2 separate regions of the Homo sapiens genome follow, and region 2 is linked to region 1. A link is a loop called in an ENCODE intact Hi-C map of the cell type or tissue named here. Cell type or tissue: GM12878. All regions are shown on one strand. Region 1 has its middle 20 kb from the start of MIR4329. Region 2 overlaps LHFPL1 (LHFPL tetraspan subfamily member 1).

What was found. Hi-C counts contacts between places; a loop is a spot of excess contacts. Peaks named below come from ENCODE experiments on the same cell type or tissue, not always from the same donor. Only the 100,000 strongest peaks of a DNase experiment are listed, where the experiment ranks them.
Region 2: a loop joins it to region 1, with 12 times the contacts of the local background. A loop is called at or near these places in 1 of 110 quality-filtered maps.

What each region holds. Positions count from the first base shown.
Region 1 is chrX:112,758,670-112,763,669 of GRCh38, reverse strand. No RefSeq gene overlaps it. Among named protein-coding and RNA genes, the nearest start is that of MIR4329, 20 kb to the left of the region's middle. In GM12878, a CTCF peak has its summit at 2,788 (motif pointing left); DNase peaks (open chromatin) are centred at 1,491, 1,889 and 2,639; H3K27ac peaks cover 1,872 bases.
Region 2 is chrX:112,640,497-112,645,496 of GRCh38, reverse strand. The region is part of intron 3 of LHFPL1 (LHFPL tetraspan subfamily member 1); the gene reads left to right. Among named protein-coding and RNA genes, the nearest start is that of LHFPL1, 37 kb to the left of the region's middle. RefSeq lists enhancers at 1,382-1,431, 3,900-3,949. In GM12878, a CTCF peak has its summit at 2,957 (motif pointing right); DNase peaks (open chromatin) are centred at 1,636, 2,955 and 3,943; H3K4me3 peaks cover 248 bases; H3K27ac peaks cover 3,274 bases.

The sequences.
Region 1 (5,000 bases):
TCTCCTGCCTCAGCCTCCCGAGTAGCTGGGACTACAGGCGCCCGCCACCACACCCAGCTAATATTTTGTATTTTTAGTAGAGACGGGGTTTCACCGTGTTAGCCAGGATGGTCTCGATCTCCTGACCTCGTGATCCGCCCGCTTCGGCCTCCCAAAGTGCTGGGATTACAGGCGTGAGCCACTGTGCCCAGCCAAAAGTTCATCACCTTAGTGCAGTCCTATAGTAAGCCTTACGGGCAATACGATAATACATAAGCCTGGGCCCCTGATTTTGAGAAACTTCCAGTTCATAGAAACCAAATAAATGCAAACAAAGTAATTGGAGGAAACCAGTGCTAAATTGTGTGGTGCTGTGTACATACAGCACTTCTGATGCTCAAGGGGCCAGTGTGGCCCTGTTACTTTGTTGATGATTGCTGACATTCTTTAAGACTTCAGCATTGACTTCAACAGTAACAGGATTTGTGACTTTGGACACTGTCATAGCTCCTTGGCATCTGTTTCCTCATCTGATAAATGAGAATAATAACTCCTGGTTTACTTTGAGGACCAAGTGATGTAATGTGCCAGAATATACTTAGTCAAAGTAAACCATACTCTACAAATGAAATTATGATCATTTATCTGCTCTTGTGATACCTAGCTAATACTCATTTTTTCTTACTTATCATGCTGATAATTGGTACCCAAATCATCCAACTTCTCCTTCTCCTTCTTTTTGGAAGGAAGATAATTGAGCCCTAGAGAGCATCAATCTACTTCCTGGGGTACCTGTTGAAATGTGGGCTAAAGCGACACCCCTTGGCAGAGGTACACATCCATCCACTGGGGATGGCAACTGGTTGAGTGTAGAAGTGGGAGGTGAGGGTTGCAGAGTGCAGACTGACTGGCGTGTTGGCTGGTAACTCTTTCCCTTGTCTGATATGTGCTTCTCTTTCTTGGTTGGACCTCTCCAGAAATTGCTTGCAGGCTGGCCTAAGTGTCCGTTTTCATTGTTTTTACACTGACTTCCTGCAGGACTATTTTCTGAATAGTTTTAGATCTAATCATTTCTTCCCCTTTTCTTGCTCATAGTTCTCCAGAAAGACTAGAATGTGCTGGGAATGCAACATCCTGAGATAAGTGGGGAGCTGGCTGAAGCAGCCCAGACTGTTTCAGCACCTCCCTACCCCAAAAAACAGGGATGCTTTAGCCCAGTGAGTCCTGTGACTCTAGGTGTAAAACCCAGGGTGGGTTGCTTTCTGGGGTCTCTCATCTACAGTGAAAGTGGGGGCATACTCAGTCAAGACTCCATCCACCCCAGGCAGCTTTCTGAGCCTTGGGGGACCAGTTCATAATGAATTCTAGGCATCTGTTGTCTCTTGCTGCCTACCTGTAAGTAATAAATCTGCTTCATGTAACTCGTTGCATGTGTGGGTATTCTATTTCAGCAGACTCAGACAAGTTGGTAACTGGTACACAGTGAACCTACTTGATACTTCCTGCTATGAACTGAATTGTGTCCACTCCCACCCAAATCCATATATTGAAGCCCTAACTCCCAATGTGACTGCATTTGTAGATAGGGCTTTTAAGAGGTAATAACGTTAAGTGAGGTCATAAAGGTAGGGCCCTAATCCAATAAGGTTGGCAGCCTTTTAAGAAGAGGAAGAGAGCACTCTCTATCTCTTTCTCTTCCCACTGCTTTTCTGTTTCTTTCTCCTCCCATGAGCATGCACTGAGGAAAGACCATGTGAGGACACAGTGAGAAGACTGACCTTGCCTGACAGACTTTGATCTTGGACTTTCCAGCCTCCAGAAGTGTGAGAAAATAAATCTTTGTTATTTAAGCCATCCAGTCGATACAAGTATGCTGGTCTATGGTATTTGTTACGGAGTCCTGAGCTAAGAAACATCCCATCACACTTAAGGTACATGCAGACTTGCACACAGGAGCCATGGAGGAAGTGGCTACAAATCAAGAGGAACAGAAACCCCAGCCTGATCTGCAGCCCCTAAACACAGGGAGGAGTAGTGTGTGGTATGTGAACAATTGGCGCCTGTATCCCCAGACAAGGATAGATGAAATTCAGTGTTGGGCTGGTGGAATCCACAACTGTTTTTTTAGCAGGGGGTCATTTGTGTTTTAAACTAAAGCCATATTTCTGAGCAAATTGCCGAATCCTTCTGTGGTAAAGCTGGCTAGGTTGAACCATGAGAAGCTGAGTCGCTGAAGCAAGGAACAGTCTGTTTCTTTTTTTAGTGGTCAAGTTCTGTGGAGGCCTTCTGTAGCAGATGGGATTATTTCTGCACCTTCCTCTGGTACGTTTCTCCCCCTGCTTCTCTAGAACTGGAAGTATAAATAGAAATTGAAGTCAATTTAAAAATTAAAATATACTTTTCTTTATTTGTAAATTATTGCTATTGCTGTTTTTGATTCTGTGCTCCATTGAGCAGATTTATTTCCAGGGATGCAGAGGAACAGGGGCTTCTTCAGACTACATCACCTTACAGGTCAATGCATGGGGACAGAACGAAAAACCACAGGCTTGGGGGCTGCTTCCTGCACAGGCAAAACTGCCTGCTGTCCTTGCTTCACCAACCTGCCTAGGAAAACATTTAGTTTCCAGATGCTATGTATGACAGAGCACTTGTTCTTTCTTATGGTCCATGTGACCTGAGCTACGGATGCCTCTAAGAATACAGTCAGAACTACTTTCTATAGTCATCGTTTTCAAGTAAATGAGTAAAGTTTAGGACAACAGGACAGGTGGGTGGTATAGGCTAGGAAAGATTCAGTGACATCTGCTGGCCAACCTTGACTTTCTTTAAAGCACTGCTTAAAATTCATTTGGGCAGTATCTAAAAATACAAATTCCTGGGCCTCCATTCCCAGAGGATATGATTAAGTTGGTCTGGCATGGGATCTGAGTATCTGCATATTTAATAAACTTCCCACATTACTCTGATACACAGTCAGGATTGAAAAGCCTTCTCTGTTTTCAAGAGTCTCCATAAAGAAGAGGTGGACAGAGTAGTGCAAAAATCCACATCACCTTTCTTTAGTTAGATCAGTTTCAGACCCTCAGGCTGCCAGGTTTTGAAGAGAAGCAGCTGTTTCAGGCAGATGCTTGATATGTAAGGCAAAATAAATGATCTGTCATGCTTGCTTTCAGATGAAGAAAAACGAAGTAGCATTTCGAGTTAAATGAAATGGAATATGCCATCTGAATGTTGCTATTTAAGGGACATTTATTAAATATTTAATAAGTCCCCACAGTGGGCAGAAGGGAGCTTTCCATTCTACTGTTTGTTTTAAAAAAATTGGTCCCATCCGTAGATGTTATACCAGCCACAGAACTTCAGCCCAATTTTTCATTCTTTTGTTTATGTATTCATATTTCCATACAGACCCATTCATTCATTCATCAAACCATGTACCAGAGACTGTGCTGGCTATGGGATTATAATGAGAAAGTCAAGTCTCTGCCTTTAAGGGTGCTAATGATTAAACAAACAAAAAAAAAGCAGCAGCAGCAGTCTGGCACAGATGTTACCAAAACAAAGTTGCATTTAGGGTGAACCATATATGGGCAAAAGAGGCAAAGGCTTCAAAGAAATCTATTTGTTATTATAAACCAACAGTTATGTAGTACAGTAGTCCCCCCTTATATGAGGGGGACACATTCCAAGGACCCCAGTGAACGCCTGAAACCACAGATAGTATTGTAGCCTACATATACTATGTTTTCTTCCCATACATACATCCCTATGGTAAAGTTATAAATTAGGCAAAGTAAGAGATTAACAACAATAACTAATAATAACATAGAACAATTAAAATGATATGCCAGCATCATCACTCTTGCCGTTTGGGATTATTATGAAGAAAAACAAGGGTGACTTAAACATTGCAATACCATGGCAGTTGATATGATCACCGAGACAGCCACTAAATGATTAACAGGTGGCTGACATCTACATGGACAAAGGGATGATTCATGTCCTGGGCAGGATAAAGCAGGATGGTGAGGTATTTAATCATGCCACTCAGAATGGCAGGCAATTTAAAACTTGTGAATTGTTTATTTCTGGAATTTTCCATTCAATATTTTTGGGCAGCAGTTGACCATGGATAACTGAAATCACGGAAAACAAAAGTGCTTAATAAGGGGAGATTACTGTATTTACTAAATACCTGGTTTGCTCTATGTGTCTTACATCTATTAACTCATTTCATCCTCAAAATAATGCTAAGAAAGAAATACTGCTTTCCTCATTTTACAGATGAAGAAATTTTGATGCAGAGAGATTAACTCATTTATTAAGAGGCAGAGCTAAGATTCAAAATCCTGTTCTTAATCGCTTTGCTACAGTCCCTTCTCCTTGATGTCTGAAATCCCCACCATTAGAGAATCATTGCTCTTAATCACTGTAACAACCAACAATGGTAGCATTTGTGAAATACTTAATATGTGCCAGGTACTGTTTTAAGCACTTAAATATATTGCTTATCTCATTTAATTTTTACAACAAATATCCCCATTTTAGAAGGAGGAAGCTGAGAATCAGAGAGGTTAATTCAGTTGCTCAAGGTCACACAGCTGGTAAGTGGCAAAGATTTGATTTGAAACAAGTTCTGTCTGAAGAGCCCACACTCAACTGCTATATCATATTGCCTTCCAGAAACTAGTGACACAATTAAGGCAATGTGATGGCAAGAGGGCAGTGATTAAAAACACGCACACTCCAGAGCCAGAATGCCTAGAATTGTACCTGCTCTACCACTTACAAGCTGTGTGACCATGATACAGTGTCCTCATCGAGAAAATGAGGATGATAACAGTATCTATCTCACAGAGCTGTCATGAGGATTAAATGGATTAATATAAGAAAGTAAATAAAGAATGCCTGCCACACGGTAATCACTATATAAATATTGGCTATTACTATTATTATTCCTTCATATGTCCAAAAGAAGCCATTATCACACATCTCAATATGAGTGTCTATCAGGTGTT
Region 2 (5,000 bases), 120 kb after region 1:
TACAGTATAGTATTTGGTACATAGTAACCAGTCAATAGTTGATATCTGATATCATCATCATCATCATCATCATCCTGATACCAGTTGTTAAAATAAAAATGTTCCCAGTACTTTAGTTTTCAGAAAAAGGACCTATTACAGCAAGGAGCCAGTATATGCAGCATGAAGGCTAAATGCACAGGTTAATAGTAGAATGACCTGGGTTCAAATATGAGCCTTACCATTTACAAGTTGTGCAAGCCTCCATTAATGAGGATTGGTAATAGTATTTCTCTCCGTAGGGTTAATGAGAAGATTAAGTGAAGTATAGACACATACAAAGCACAATAGGCTGCATTATATGTAACTTGCTATTAGTAGCAGCCTAGGTCTCAAGAGCCTTTTTGGAGGGGATGCCCCAGACTTGGCTTCTGGGAGGGAAGGAGGGACCCCCTCCAACACACACTTGGCAAAGGCCTGCAGTAGAGGCTACCCAAAAGCCATGTGTGTGCTCCCTGTGTTTCCTCTCCTGGAGGTTCATTTCCTTTGCTCTCCCATCATTTCTGCTCATTCTTGCCAGTTCAAAGCCTTTTATGGTGACTTGGGGTTTGACCTTTGTGGGTTCAGTTTCCAGGCATTTCCTGTTACCTTTTCTTTCTGTCAGTTTCCTTCTTTATGGACAGTTTGTTTTCTTGTGCTCACCACAGCACAAAGAAGCAGTCTAATACATTTCCATGCCCATAGCAGGGCATCAAAGTGTGGTAGAAACAACCATGGCCAGGGTATCAGGGCACCTGGGTTTTGATTTTCCTAAGCTTGCCTGGGCACCTCACTTTGGCACTCTGACCCTTAGTTTCCTTGTTTTCACATAGAGAGCATTGGACTAGATCGATAAGTACTCAGAGGCCCCAGATACATGCCTAGCTCCCTGTGTTGTGATATGCCTACTTTTATGGTGAGGTCTTTGATCTAATTTCACGTCTACCTATTTTGTATTTAAATAACAGAAGAGCAGATATCAGGTCCTCTTAATGTGTACACACACACACACACACACACACACAAACAGGAGAAATATATGCTAATTTGCTTGACTGTAGTAATCATTTCACTATAGGTATATAAAAACATCATATTGTATATGTTAAAAATGTACAATAAAAACTAAAGCAATCTACTTAAGGCATCCCTTCTAGAGGAGAGGAGCTTTTTAGTAATACCCACCCCATCAAGATTAAGTTATAGAGGAAAAGAAAAAAAAAGAAAGTAATACCCACCCATGGAAGGAGGGGCCAGAGATTGGCCAAAGGGATTGTCCAAAGCAACTCATCCATAGGAGGCCATCCGCCCCTCACAATTTTCCTGCAGCATCAGCTAGAATGCCCTGGCAGGCAGTCCTTGAAAATCCATGGCTTAGGTGTTGCTTAAGATTTTTTAGTTGCCCATCTAGCCCACACAGAGAGGAGTATCCAGCCAGAGAAGAAGCTGTGCTGAGCTGGAGCAGGCAGTGGGGGAATCAGTCAGTTAAAAGGCAACTTAAGCAGCTGCTCTGTGAGGAGGTAGTTGGTATCGCTTCTGTTTTACTCATGGGGAGCTGAAACTCAAAAAGGTTTGATGACTTGCCCCAGAGGTTAAGTTTGTGACAGGACATGATTTCAACCGCACGTCCGTAGTGCTTGGCATGCTCAGTGTTGCACTGAATGGAACGAACAAATTGTAGGGTGGCTCTGTTGCTATCTGACTGTATCACCATAGATAAGTAATTTCACTTCTTTAAACCTGTTTCCCCACGACTAAAGTGAGGATGATAATACCTACTGATATGGTTTGACTCTGTGTCCCCATCAAAATCTCACCTTGAATTGTAATAATCCCCACGTGTCTAGGGCAGGACTAGGTGGAGATAACTGAATCATGGCGAAAGTTTCCCCCATGCTGTTCTCATGATAATAAGCGAGTCTCACAAGATCTGATGACTTTATAAGCATCTGGCATTTCCCCTGCTTGCACTCATTCTCTCTCCTGCTGCTCTGTGAAGAGGTGCCTTCTGGCATGATGATAAGTTTCCTGAGGCCTCCCCAGCCATGTGGAACTGTGAGTCAAGTAAACCTCTTTTTCTTTTTTTTTTTTTTTTTTTTTGAGACGGAGTCTGGCTCTGTAGCCCAGGCTGAAGTGCAGTGGCACGATCTCGGCTCACTGCAGCCTCTGACCCCCAGGCTCAAGCAATTCTTCTGTCTCAGCCTCCTGAGTAGCTGAGATTACAGGCATGCACCACCACGCCCGGCTAATTTTTGTATTTTTAGTAGAGACAGGGTTTCACCATGTTGGTCAGGCTGGTCTCGAACTCCTGACCTCGTGATCCACCCGTCTCAGCCTCCCAAAGTGCTGGGATTACAGGCGTGAGCCACTGCGCCCGGCTTTTTTTTTTTTTTTTTTTAAATTACCCAGTTTCAGGTATTTCTTCATAGCAGCATGAGAATGGACTAATATACCTACCTTCCAAAATTGTTTTGGCCATAACATGACAACATGCAGATAAATGTGCTTTATGAAAACAATGCTCTACAGGTACAAGGCATAACAGATTAGAAAGCTAATTTACCATTAGATTTTCTCACTGATCATCTTCTATTAAAAATAGTGAGGTGCTTAAAGTAATGAGACTCTATACATCCCATAGGCCACTAAGCTACTTTCATTTTGAATAGAAAAATAATGACGGTGCTTATAAACATTTCTATCTTTTCTGACATAGTCTGCATGAGAATGAGGTGCTCACCCCTGGAGTAGTTGGTGACTAAGGTGACTTCCAGCTTGGTGACTCCAGAGGAAAGCAAGGCTGTTACAATAGCCTCAAGGTCAGGTCTTCTGATTCAATTGGCCTTATTTTCACATTGCCTTGCAGAGGGCCTAGTAGGCTCAATGACTGGAAAAATGAATGCAGAATTGTGAGCCAGTTGTCTATGCATGAGACGACCACACGATGGCAGTAAAGTCAGGTGAATTCATTCTCTGCTGCTTTCTCAGTCCTGCCTCTAGTCCTTAGATCAAAGAATGTGAACACACTTAATTCCTTGTTTCTGTTTCTTCCAGTTAATGCCTGGGCAACATGGTGAAGCCCCGTCTCAACAAAAAATATAAATTTTTATTTATTTTTTTTAATATTTTTTGTTGAGACGGGGCTTCACCATGTTGCCCAGGCTGGTCTCAAATTGCTGGACTCATCTAAGCTGCCCAGCTCGGCCTCTTAAAGTGCTGGGATTACAGGCATGAGCTGCTTGGCCTGACATTAACTGATAGTATTACTATTGTTATTAGTATAGGTTGGACAATATAGAAGGTTTTTTAATAAAGTGAAATGGGTTTCAAACGCAGGAACCAGGAGGAAAACTAGGGTCAACTGTAATCCCAGGAGCAATTCCCTGGCGAGGCTAGAGTTACAGGGATGAAAATATATGTTATATCTGTGTTCTGTGTCATATAACTTTTTCAAATCATTGTCACCTAGCCTCACCCTGGTGAACTGTGAGAAATTATGAGAAAGAGACAAATGTATCTTTCAAGTGAAAGCTGCTAGCACTGCATCAAGCACAGTGTAGGTTTCCAAAAAATGTGGATTCCTCTTGCTTTTCCTCTGAAAGTTAGACTGATGTGGGCTAATGATATGGTCCTATCCAGTGGTTCCCCATGGAAATGTGTATCAGAATCATCTGGGCCTTCTCCCCAGACATACTAATTTTGTAGATCTGGAGTGGAGCCTAGGAATCTGTATTTTACAGCTCTCTCAGACACTTTTGGGAACTTGTTGGACCAGTTGGGAGTGTGTTGAGCTGAGATAAAGAGGATCTGAGAAGTATTAATTATTCTAGGCATGGTGCTAAGTGCTTTGTATGTGTCATCTTTTTGGCCTTCAGAGCTGCTCTGTGAGATAGGTGGTATCACTTCCATTTTACTCACGGAGAAGCTGAAACACAGAAAGGAGAAATGGCTTGCCTCACAGGTTCATTTTGTGAAAGGACGTGATTTCTAGCACAGTTCCCTGTAACTCTCATCCCAGACTCTTCTCCCTGTACCACACTGACTTCCTGAGCACACACAGACCTGGGCTCAGTCTCTATTTTCTCTAAGTGGGGACCTTGGTCAGACACTTTATCTGGCTGTTCGATTCTTTCCTCTATAATAATTCCTGCCTCTGGCTGGGACTTGACGAATGAATAAAACAAATGAAAAATAAATAAATGAGATAATGGATCACAAAATACCTTAAAAATGATAAAGTACTAAACTCATATTGGGTGGTATTATTTGTGGCATTTGTCATTACCCAGGAACCTTGGACCTGGAAAAGTCTCTGTGGTGTATATCCGTTGGCTGATAAAGCATGGATGGAAATAGCTAATGTTCAAAGCTGGCATTGCTGGTATGGGGCTAATTTAATGGCTAGAATGAGGGAACATGCACTTCTGAGTCCTGAGGTAAATCAGCTCACTGGGTCTGGCTTTCTAGCATTCTTGAATGTTCAAGGATTATGTCAAAAATTAATAACAGTCACTCAAAAAGCATATTCTGAACATTCACTGTATTCAAGATGCTGAATAAGGCATTGTAAAAACTACAAAGAATTTAAGGATATAGTCTTCAACAAGCCTGTAGTTAATTTGAGGAGACATGATCCATACACACACACACACACACACACACACAGATGGAATCTAACAAAAGCAGCCATAATGATGTCAATCACAAATGTGTAGTGTCGTCAGAAGGAGTAAATTACTGTTGTTACGCTAAGACACACAATGAGAACTCTAGAATCTATCTTCCTTCTCTTTATGTAAGTTCTCATCTAGGTTACTGAAAATAGCCCCTGACTCTCTCTCTCCCTGTTCCACAAAGGTACTGCACATCAACGCCTTTATCTATCTCCCATCCTGTGGACAAACTGATGTTTCTAAAATGCAAATCTGATGTCATTATCCTTCTTTAGCAGTGGTTCCCCATTGCCTTCAGGATAAAGTCCA